Regions from separate parts of the Homo sapiens genome. Here region 2 is linked to region 1. Evidence: chromatin contacts called from ENCODE Hi-C or POLR2A ChIA-PET data. All regions are on one chromosome and are shown on one strand. Each heading gives the region's core, a stretch centred on a gene start or an enhancer-like site at or near the end of the contact. The rest is flanking DNA. Distances are from core to core; before and after follow the strand shown. Region 1 overlaps SVIL (supervillin). Region 2 has its middle 110 kb from the start of SVIL.

Evidence for each region. Hi-C counts contacts between places; a loop is a spot of excess contacts on that map. ChIA-PET counts read pairs that join two places held with the same protein, here RNA polymerase II (POLR2A). Pooled maps may share reads with other maps.
Region 2: a map of gastrocnemius medialis shows a loop between it and region 1 (4-fold over the local background). The contact joins two enhancer-like sites. A Hi-C loop is called at or near these places in 9 of 168 maps with a recorded cell type or tissue (CD14-positive monocyte, Caco-2, HepG2 and 5 more) and 6 of 50 pooled maps. POLR2A ChIA-PET finds 5 or more read pairs at or near these places in 9 of 52 experiments (A673, Caco-2, H1 and 5 more).

What each region holds. Positions count from the first base shown.
Region 1 is chr10:29,615,477-29,620,471 of GRCh38, reverse strand. All of the region lies in intron 1 of SVIL (supervillin), which reads left to right. Among named protein-coding and RNA genes, the nearest start is that of MIR938, 16 kb to the right of the region's middle. RefSeq lists enhancers at 1,136-1,765, 1,766-2,396. Within about 2 kb of position 1,676, at least 21 of the 41 ENCODE cell types and tissues checked have a DNase peak (open chromatin) inside an H3K27ac peak, as active enhancers do; they include tibial artery, where a contact is called at or near this core.
Region 2 is chr10:29,737,497-29,742,688 of GRCh38, reverse strand. No RefSeq gene overlaps it. Among named protein-coding and RNA genes, the nearest start is that of SVIL, 110 kb to the right of the region's middle. Within about 2 kb of position 1,873, at least 4 of the 41 ENCODE cell types and tissues checked have a DNase peak (open chromatin) inside an H3K27ac peak, as active enhancers do; they include tibial artery, where a contact is called at or near this core.

The sequences.
Region 1 (4,995 bases), core at 427-2,926:
CCGAGTTGCCACCTGCCCTTATTTGGTTTGTCAGAGGGTGGGTGAATATTTAGGGACACTATAAGGGGAGTCCTCTCCTTTCTCTCCCACCTCTTTCCTTTTGCTCTCTCTCCCCCTTTCCCTTCCTCTCTTTTCCCTTCTTTTCTTTCTTTTCTTTTCCTTCCTTTTCCTTCTCTTTTCCTCTCCTCTTTCCTCTTCATCTCTTCCTATATTCTCTTTTCTCTTATTCTCTTTCTGTTTCTCCCCTTTCATCTTCAAGACATAACAACATGGCTATGGATATCTGTAAGTTTGACTGATTTTAATGTGTGCAATGATAATTTTTAAAACATGCATAGTATATACATAATATGTCTCCATTTACACGGTTCTGATGGCTTTCTTAATATTGCTAATACTAAAAAAACTTTAAAAATTATTATAATTTGAAACATGAATTCTGATTTCTAGGCTTCATGATACCTTGTGGAAAGAAGCTGTTATTTCTTCTTAGGATTGGTCATTTTTTCTTCTCTGTTATCTTTGTGTATGTATGTATTATACATGTATGTGTACCTATGTATGCGTAACATCCAAAAAAATCCACATTTAAAAAAAATGTAGTTTGCAATAATCTTTTTAAAAATGTAGTTTGTCATAATATTTTTTAAAATGTAGTTTGTAATGAGGAGAAAATGAGTACATGACAATCGAGTTTGATTTTAGTAGAGCAAAAATTAAAATCAACCCTCAGCTTATGCTTTGGTGTTTGTTAACTCAAATTTAAAATTAGAAATGTGGTAATTATTTGGCAGTTGTGGCTTTCTCAGGGAAACCATATCATATTGTATGTGTGTGCTGGCCTTTAAAAATAGATATTGCCACGAAGCTCATCATCTGAATTCATGGCCGACTCCTGGAAGTGGTGGGCTTTGGAAAGCAGGGCTGTGAGTTTGGCTCTTACACTTCCAGGGAGCTCTCCATTCCAGCTTTGGTTCCCTTCAGTCCATCTGTGGTCAAAGCTCTTTTGTTTTCAAAGCTAACTGCTGAAGAGTAAACACTCTTGACCCTGACTGTAAATATGTGTCATACGTCTGGTTAGTTTTAGTTTTAACTGAACAAAATCATTTTGGCAGAAGAGTCATTAAAGTTTGCACAAAATCCTGACCTTCACATCCCTGGTTTTCCTCACATACGCATCCGCAGGGAGTCACAATCCATTTGAAAATATTTCTTCTCTGGGACTGAAAATCTCCTAAAACGTGTATTCTTCAGCAAACAAAGTATCTCATAAAATGTAAACGTGGATGACTGGGGGAATACAATTTTTTTTGCGCATAATGACTTCTGTCAGTCCTCTAAGAAATTCAAAGAATTTTCACGGCTTCCAGTTTAAATTCTAGCGCCTCTGGCCATGGCCATGGTTTGTTCTGTGTTTGATTATCTTTCCGTTCAGGGGTTCGATTGTTACTGGGCTACTTTAGACAAAGCTACCTGGATCTTGAGTTGCCACTTTTAGCCCAAAATCCCCTTCCTACCTGTTTAAGGGGCAGTGGAGCACTTGGTGGCCACACTGGCTCTCTGTGTTAAGGTGTTTGCTGAAAATTAGCTGTCTACGGTGGCCTATGCCCGTAGTCCCAGCTACTCAGGAGGCTGAGGGGGCGGGAATTCCCTGAGTCCAGGAGTTTGAGGCTACAGTGAGCTCTGATTGCGCCACCGCACTCCAGCCTGGATGACAAAGCGACACCTTGTCTCAAAAAAAAAAAAAAATCTGCTGCAAGAGCTTATTTGTAACCTGGAAGGAAAGGAGTAGTCCAGGGTTTGGGGCAGAGCCTATTGCCTCTGAAAAGACCCAGTAAATTCTCTGGGGACTGCTTGTATCCTTGTAACTAGATAGTCGTCACACATGAGTGAAAAGAAGGCATTTGGGCTTTGAAGGTGGTCAAGAGCGTCCAGGCTGGGCCAGGCATGGTGGGTCTGTGTGAGAAGCAGAGCTTAGGAAGGCTGGGGTCTGAACATGCTTTGACTTTTGCTTTGTGCAACCAGTAATCCAGAAAAATCCTACCTGAAGCCCCAGAGGCTGTGCTTCTTCAGCAGGGTGTCATATTGTCAGGGAGCTGCAAACAGCCTGTTGTAGTCAGAAAAGACGGTGTTTTCCTTTCCACAGCTTTATGGACATAAAATAAAACTTGAATTTGACAAACAATACAATAAATCCTCCTTTCCCAAAAATTACGAGTTGAGGTCATGGTTCCTAATCGGAACTGTGTGCAGCTGTTGGATTTTTGGCGCTTTCTAGAGCTTTCACTAAAATCAAATGCATTTAAACACCCTCCCTCCTCAAGAGGACAGGATTAGCCCGCCTCCCCAGGAGAACAGTGCTCTGCTGCCTGCGTCAGCAAGCTCCTTACACAGTGGTCTCCTGCCTGTGTCAGCGAGCTCCTTACAACAGTCTCTGTGCACGTCCCATCACTTTATCATGGATTAGAGGCTGCAGGATGTTTTCATATGGCCCATGATAATGTAATGATGGCTGGTACTTTAGGACTTGAAAACCTCTTAACGTCTTGGCCAGACTGTGGACTGTTCTTTCAGGCATCTGTCTTTTAAATCAGTTATCTCCATTTGCTGTCAAATTTGGCCTGCATTGGCCGGCTTTATTATTTCTATTGTTCCATAGAGAGCCACACTGAAACTAATTTGAGAAAAGTGTAATCTCTATTGAAAACTTGGAGTCCACCAGCAAGTAGACTGTATATTTTGGAGTGTCCACCAAAAGCTCATAGTCACTGTCACCTCGTAAGGATGCTTCCAATGAATCTCCAAAAAGTAGTTTACATCTGCATCCTTGGTGGAGATTTTCTTAAGTAGACAGAATTTCTCTTTTTTTTTCTTTCTTTCTTTTTTTTTTTTTAGATTAGTTTTCCTTTTTCGCCCAGGCTGGAGTGCAGTGGCACGATCTCGGCTCACCGCAACCTCTGCCTTCCGGGTTCAAGCGATTCTCCTGCCTCAGCCTCCCAAGTAGCTGGGACTACAGGTGCGCACCACCACGCCTGGCTAATTTTTTGTATTTTTAGTACAAAATACAAAATAGAGAAATACATTAGAAATACAAGTACGATGCTCTTGTCAGGGAAGAAAAACTCTTTCTTTATCCTCTCTTGTGCAATGACCAGGGGCCTGCAAATGTAACTGACAAAAGTCAGGTTCACAGCAGAAAAGAATACAAATGTTATTAATAATTTATATGTATGGGAGTTCACAGAAAAGAAGTAACACTCAACAGATCAGACTTGGGAGCTTATATACCTTTCTTCATAAAGGAAAAGAGCTTTGGGCTTCAAGGGATGAACAATTGTGCGGAAGCAACTGGGAAATACACGGGGGAAACTAGGGGAAGATAAGCGTTATTTTAGTGAGGTTTGTTTGTGCAGACTCATCTCCATCTCTGGTGTTAAGAGTTGCACTTCAGCCAGGTGCGGTGTCTCATGCCTGTAATCCCAGCACTTTGGGAGGCTGAGGTGGGTGGTTCACCTGAGGTTGGGAGTTCAAGACTAGCTTGGCCAACATGGCGAAACCCTGTCTCTACTAAAAATATAAAAATTAGCCATGCTTCGTGGCGTGGGCCTATAGTCCCAGCTACCCAAGAGGCTGAGGCAGGAGAACTACTTGAACTTGGGAGGCAGAGGTTGCAGTGAGCAGAGATCACGCCACTGCACTCCAGCATGGGTGTGACAGAGCCAGACTCCATCTCAAACAAAATAAAAAAGAGTTGCACTTCCCCTTCCTGGTACAGGAGTGGGAGACACCTGAACAAAGGGAAGTTTATGCCTGGCTTTTAGGCAGAAAAAGTGGGCGCAGAGATCCTCCGTTGCCTTCAACTCAGAATAATCCTTATGCCAGAGTGGCATATTTTGAAATGGTATATTCCAGACCCTGCTTCATGCTTTACATAAAAAATATCAGTGCAGTACAATAAATCCTAATATCAGATTACTGTGTTTTCAGTGTGACATTTTGTTTATTGGAATCTGTCTTGTATGTCAGTTTATTGTATATTTTACTTGATTTTGGACTAACTTGCATGTATTATATATCACAATTGCCCGAACCTCAGAACGAGTTTACACGCTTTTGTCTTAAAAATGGAAATACAGGCTGGGTGCGATGGCTTATGCCTGTGATCCTAACACTTTGGGAGGCCGAAGTGGGTGGATTGCCTGAGTTCAGGAGTTTAAGACCAGCCCGTGCAACATGGTGAAACCCTGCCTCTACTAAAATACAAAAATTAGCTGGGCAAGGTGGCACACACCTGTAGTCCCAGCTACTTGGGATGCTGAGGCACGAGAATCGCTTGAACCCAGGAGGAAAATAAAAAGGAAATGCAATTTCTCAAATAGTAAAGGTTTAATAAGCCACCCACCTATGTGCTGAAATAACCTTGAATTGATAAAGATTTAAACAAAAACTAAATTTGGTCATCTGTATAAGCATATTATTTAGATATGGGGTATCATGCCATGTCATTGCAAATTGTGTAGGAAAAGCATCAACTTCTGTTTAAATTTGCTTGGCTGAAATAAATGTGAGGAAGTCAGTGTGGGAGTTTATGGCAAACTCTGAATTATTCTGAAAATAGTATATTTCAAAGAGGCAGATATCTCTAAACAAATCTGAACAGGATTTGGAAAACATTTTTGTACTTAAATTTGATATTATGCCTGATATTTAGGACTTCTAACCATTACTGCCCAATGCTTGATATATAGCAATAAATATTTGTGAAATGAAGAAATTAATGAATGGAACACACATACTTGAATGAGCAGAAAGACTGAAAGTACACAGAGCTGAAAGCCTGTTTGATTTCTTCATCTGTCAAGCTCCCTAGTGAAAATTTGCTTTGTGACACTTCTGATTCATTCAAACCTTCTCCAGAAGGAAAGTAATTAAGTGTTTTTGTTTTAGATAGTTCCATTTTTATACTGCAGGTGACAAGCGAGGAATAACCAGCTT
Region 2 (5,192 bases), core at 624-3,123, 120 kb before region 1:
TGATATCCCATCTCTACTAAAAACACAAAAATTAGCTGAGCATGGTGGCAGGAACCTGTACTTCCAGCTACTTGGGAGGCTGAGGCAGGAGAATCACTTGAACCTGGGAGGCAGAGGTTGCGGTGAGCCAAGATCATGCCATTGCACTCCAGCCTGGGCAGCAAGAGCAAAACTCTGTCTCAAAAAAAAAAAAAAGAAAAAGAAAAAAAAAAGAACAAAAAAAGAAATATAGCTGTTTTAGTCCATTTTGTGTTAGTTTAACAGAATACCTTAGACTGGCTAATTTATAAAGAAAAGAGGTTTACTTGGCCCATGATTTTGATGGCTGTCAAGTCCAAGATTATGCAGCTGCATCTGGTGAGGGTTTTGGGCTGCTTCCACACCTGGCAGAAAGTAGAAGAGGAGTGGATGTGTGCAAAAAGATGACATGGTGAGAGAAGAAGCAACAGAGAGAAACCAAGGAAGCTGGACTCTTTTTTAACAACCAGCTCTCTTGGGAATGAATGCATTCCAGTGAGAGTGAGAACTCAAACTTATGGGAGTCTATTATTCATGAGGGATCTGCCCCCATCATCCAGACATCTCCCACTAGGATCTCCCTCTCAACACTGCCACATTGGAGATCAAATTTCAGCAGGAGTTTTGGTGTGGTCAAACTATATTTAAAGTATAGTAATAGTTAAAAAGTCTTCTCTGTATTTAGAAAAAGAAATTCAACTGACACCCATCTAGTTTAGTTTCAATGGCTGAAACATGGCTGATATTAGAAATAATATCAAAGAATAAGAATATTTCAGCCTCCAGAAATTTTTCAAAACCACTTTTTTTTTTTTGCCAAAGCATCCTGTTTATTTCCCATCCCGAAAACTAAAGAAGTTGAATAATCTGGAACCCATTTTAAAGTTTTGTTAAAATTCATGCTTGTCACAGTCTGATTTCTTTCAGATTTTGTCCATCTTCCAAATTCAAAATATAATTCCATAATAATATTCATGGCTAAGTGTATTTCTTTTTAAAAGTAGGAGAATAGAGAAGCTGTCTTCCAGAATTTTTTTTTATTATAATTTTGGCTGTCTCTGGCCCACGCTATTTGTCTCCCTTTAAAAAAAAAAATTTTTTTTTAAGTCCACATTCCCCTGGCCCAAGTTTCAATTTTTCTAATCTGCCCAGACCAGAATAACTAAAGCAACAACAACAAATGAGGAGCAATAATATGTATTCTTTATTTACATGGCAACCTTCTTTTACAGATTCTAAACTTTAGACTAGGGAGTGAGAACCTTCCCTTCTAAATATTTGTGGGCTGGATCTAGGTTCCTTGGTTAAAGGCTTTTAATATGGATGGAAATACTTGGCATAACTATCAAGGTTATAGTTTTCTAAGGACTGCTTGTTATTTTTCTTTGTTATATAACCCTATCTCATCTCTGCCCCTCTCAATAGGCCTTCCAGACTAGCGGACTATCAGAGATTAGAAAGCTCTGCTGGTTAACAGAACACATTGTTTTGAGTGCTGCAGGCCGCCCTGGGCTTCTTAGATCTCCGACTCTTAACACAGAGAAAGCAGTACTTTTATTTCAGTGAAGGTTAGCTTCATAACAGACTTTTAATCTTGGAAGATTCGTGCTGAAAACTGGATTAGGAAATCCCACGTCCCTGTACCTCTTGCCTTTGTTTGGGAACCTTGGAGAACAACGGCTGCATCTAGCAGCAAACCAGTCTCTCTTCCCTTCTCTGTGTCACTAGCATCATTTCTGCCTACTCCCCAATAGACTCCAGCCAAGGGGACTTCCCACACCCAACTTGTACATTTTTACCCACCTCCAGGCCATACAAGCCTTTACAGAGCACCTACTGTTTGCAGAGGGAGCACTGTGTTTCACTCTCCAAGCTTTGCTTAACTGTACCCCTCTCCAAGAGCTCCATAAATCTGGGCTCTCTGGTGAGCACAGCTCCAGCACTGCCTCAGGCAGTTGTCACTTCAGCTTTTTAACTGTGACCCACAGGGAGGAATACATTTGACAACACAACAACCCTGCACACACATAAATACAATAAATACATACAACTCATAAATACAGTGAACTGAAACAAAAGATTTCATGAAAACAATACTTCCTTTTTTTTGGAGCCAGGGTCTCGCTATGTTGCCCAGGCTGGTTTCTAACTCCCGGTCTCTCGCCTTGGCCTCAGTAGCTAAGGCTACAGGCGTGAGCCACCATACCTGGGTTCAATGCTTTTTCTTACTATGTAGGATGTACTTTCGTGTTTTTACTTCTACTTCTGTTTTATCAAAAAGTAATAATAATAAAGCTGGTCTTTATCCACAAAATTGATTCCAGGACCCACAGTTTGAAAAGCTCTGTGTAAGGAACCCAGAATATTTAGAAGGCATAGAAGCTAATTAGGGATTCTAAAAGATGAAACTATATTTTCACTAGGAGGTGACTTAAGGGAGAATGTTCACAAGTATTATCAAGGAAGTGAGGATTGCCCCAAATAAGGTATTTGCAACAAAAGCTATGTTTGAACAAATCCTCTGACTTTCTAAGAATTCATTCATTCATTAAAGCAAACACACACACACACATAATTTTTTTGGAGCATCAAGTTTAATCTAGACTTCAAACTTGCAAAAATGGGTAAGACCTTTGCCCTCCCCCAACTCACAGGTTAATGAAGGACACAGAGAAGTGACCTGGTGATTACAGTCCAACATTTGATGGCTATGACTGCAACTTAATTGGGTGCTGTGGGAGCAGAAGGGGGTCCTTAGTTCAGAAAGAAGCAGGCAGGCTTCTTGAAGTTGGTGACTCCTGGAGGAGGCTGGAAAGGAGGTGACACCTTCTCTCTAGACCAAGCAAGTGTGTTCAGAGAGCATGGAACCTCTTGAATATGCAGGGCATTGGGCACAAGTGGTCCCTATGGTTGGAGTGAAGGGTGCAGATGAGGCCATAGCCAGAGATGGGCCACGGAGCTTGCGTATTTCTCCTGGAACATCCAGGGAATCCATTGAGAGAGTTTAAGAAGGCCTGCAGGGTCATCAGGTTTCTGTTTTTGAAAGATCACTGAAGATATGGTGTGGGGGATGCTGGCTCAGAAGCCAGGCTGGAGCAGGGATCAGGAGGCTGGCGTCAAAAGCCAGAGGGGAAATAGTAGAAGGGCCTGGACTGAGGCAATAGTGGTGGGAGTGGGAAAGAAGGAGGCCTCTGGGAGGCATCAGGGACGCTGTATGAAACCAATTGAAGCTGGTGAGGTGTAAAGGGTGTGGCAGAGGGTCTTCTCTCAGATGATGCCCGGGTTTCTAGCAGGCACGACTATGGTGGAGCTGGTGCCATCCACTCAGATGGGTAATACAGGGAAAACAAAGTGTGGGGAAGAGTTCAATTATGGCCACACATTACTGTGCTTGGAGTGTCTGTGGTGATCCAGCAGCCACTGGATCTGGAGCTTGGGGAGGGCCTGGCTTGGTGTTAAGAAGTCAAGGGTTCAGCTGGGCACAGTGGCTCATGCCTATAATCCCAGCACTTGGGGAGGCCAAGGCGGGCGGATTACTTGAGGCCAGGAGTTCGAGACCAGCCTGGCTAACATGGTGAAATCCTGTCTCGAAAAAAAAAAAAAAAAAAAAAAGAATAAATCAAGGGTTGGATGAAGCCACAAAGAAAAGTTACAAAGTAGGATCAGTAAGTGCGCTTAATTTGGGGCAATGACCAATTTGTGGAAGATGACTTTTTTCAGATGTCTCTAGGTAGTGTGGGGTCAGCATCGAAGTCCTCATCCTCACATCCTTCCTGTCTACCCCAGCTGTAAATGTGTCAGAGCTCCCATAGATGGCAGGCGGAATGAGGCGTCTTAGGCATATTTATTCACCACAGTCTCTAATTATGGAGCCCATGGGGGATGACAATGACATGGGGAGTAGGCAGAGGGCAGACTGGGCAAGGGTGACTCTGGATTGAATCGCTAACAAAGGCTAAGAGGCCGGTTCTGAAATGTTTGCTGGTAAAGGGTCTCAAATTCCTGATAGATCCCCTATATTCTTTTCCACACTGGAGTGTCGCTGCTACTGCTGTGACCACAAATCGAGTTGAGAGGGCTGTTTCCTTACTGCATTTTCAATCCTCCCAGCTTCCCTTCACAGCACTTGACAATGTGTGAGTCCACAGGTCAGCTTGTCGTGGAGGGCATGAGATGGAGTAGGGGATAGGGGAGGCTGAAGTCCAACTTTTCTTTTCTTTTCTTTTTTTTTTTTTTTTTGAGAAGGAGTCTCACTCTGTCGCCCAGGCTCGAGTGCAGTGGCGCGATCTCTGCTCACTGCAAGCTCCACCTTCCGGGTTCACGCCATTCTCTTGCCTCAGCCTCCCGAGTAGCTGGGACTTCAGGCGCCCGCCACCTCGACCGGCTAATTTTTTGTATTTTTAGTAGAGACAGGGTTTCACCATGTTAGCCAGGATGGTCTCGATCTCCTGACCTCGTGATCCACCCGCCTCAGCCTCCCAAAGTGCTGGGATTACAGACGTGAGCCACCGCGCCCGGCCCTGAAGTCCAATTTTTATTCTAGCATCTTAGGAGCAATGGAGCTCACAGTTATGGACTGAATTGTGCACCCTCCCCGCTCCCCCAATCCCAATTCATATGTTGAGGTCCTAACCCTCACTACTTAAAAATGTGATGTAGGTGACACACATCTTGGTGACAGAGCAAGACTCTGTCTCAGAAAAAAAAAAGGCATGCAATTGGAGACAGGGTCTTTAAAGGGGTGATTAAGTTAAAATGAAGTCATATAGTGTCTTTAGGAGAAAAGATTAAGACACAGACACAGAGGGAAGGCCTTGTGAAGACGCCACAAAAAGCCATTTACAAGCCTAGGAGACTGGCCTCAGAAGAAACCAACCCTGACCACATCTTGATCTCCAGAACAGTCTTCCAGACTCCAAGACTGTGAGAAAATCAATTTCTGTTGCTTAGGCCACCCAATCTGTGGTCTTTTAGAGCAAACAAAAACACTCGCTTTTCTTTTTTGTCTGATGGTGCATATTCAGGAGGAAACATAAAGTAGTCTAACACTCAGAGGAGCACAACTACCTCTACCTACTGAAACAGACAAGTAACATACTTAACAGGTTGAAATTTATCTACTTATCTACTGTTCTGCCGTTTACCAAGCACTTTTACAAGCCCTAACTCTCAAT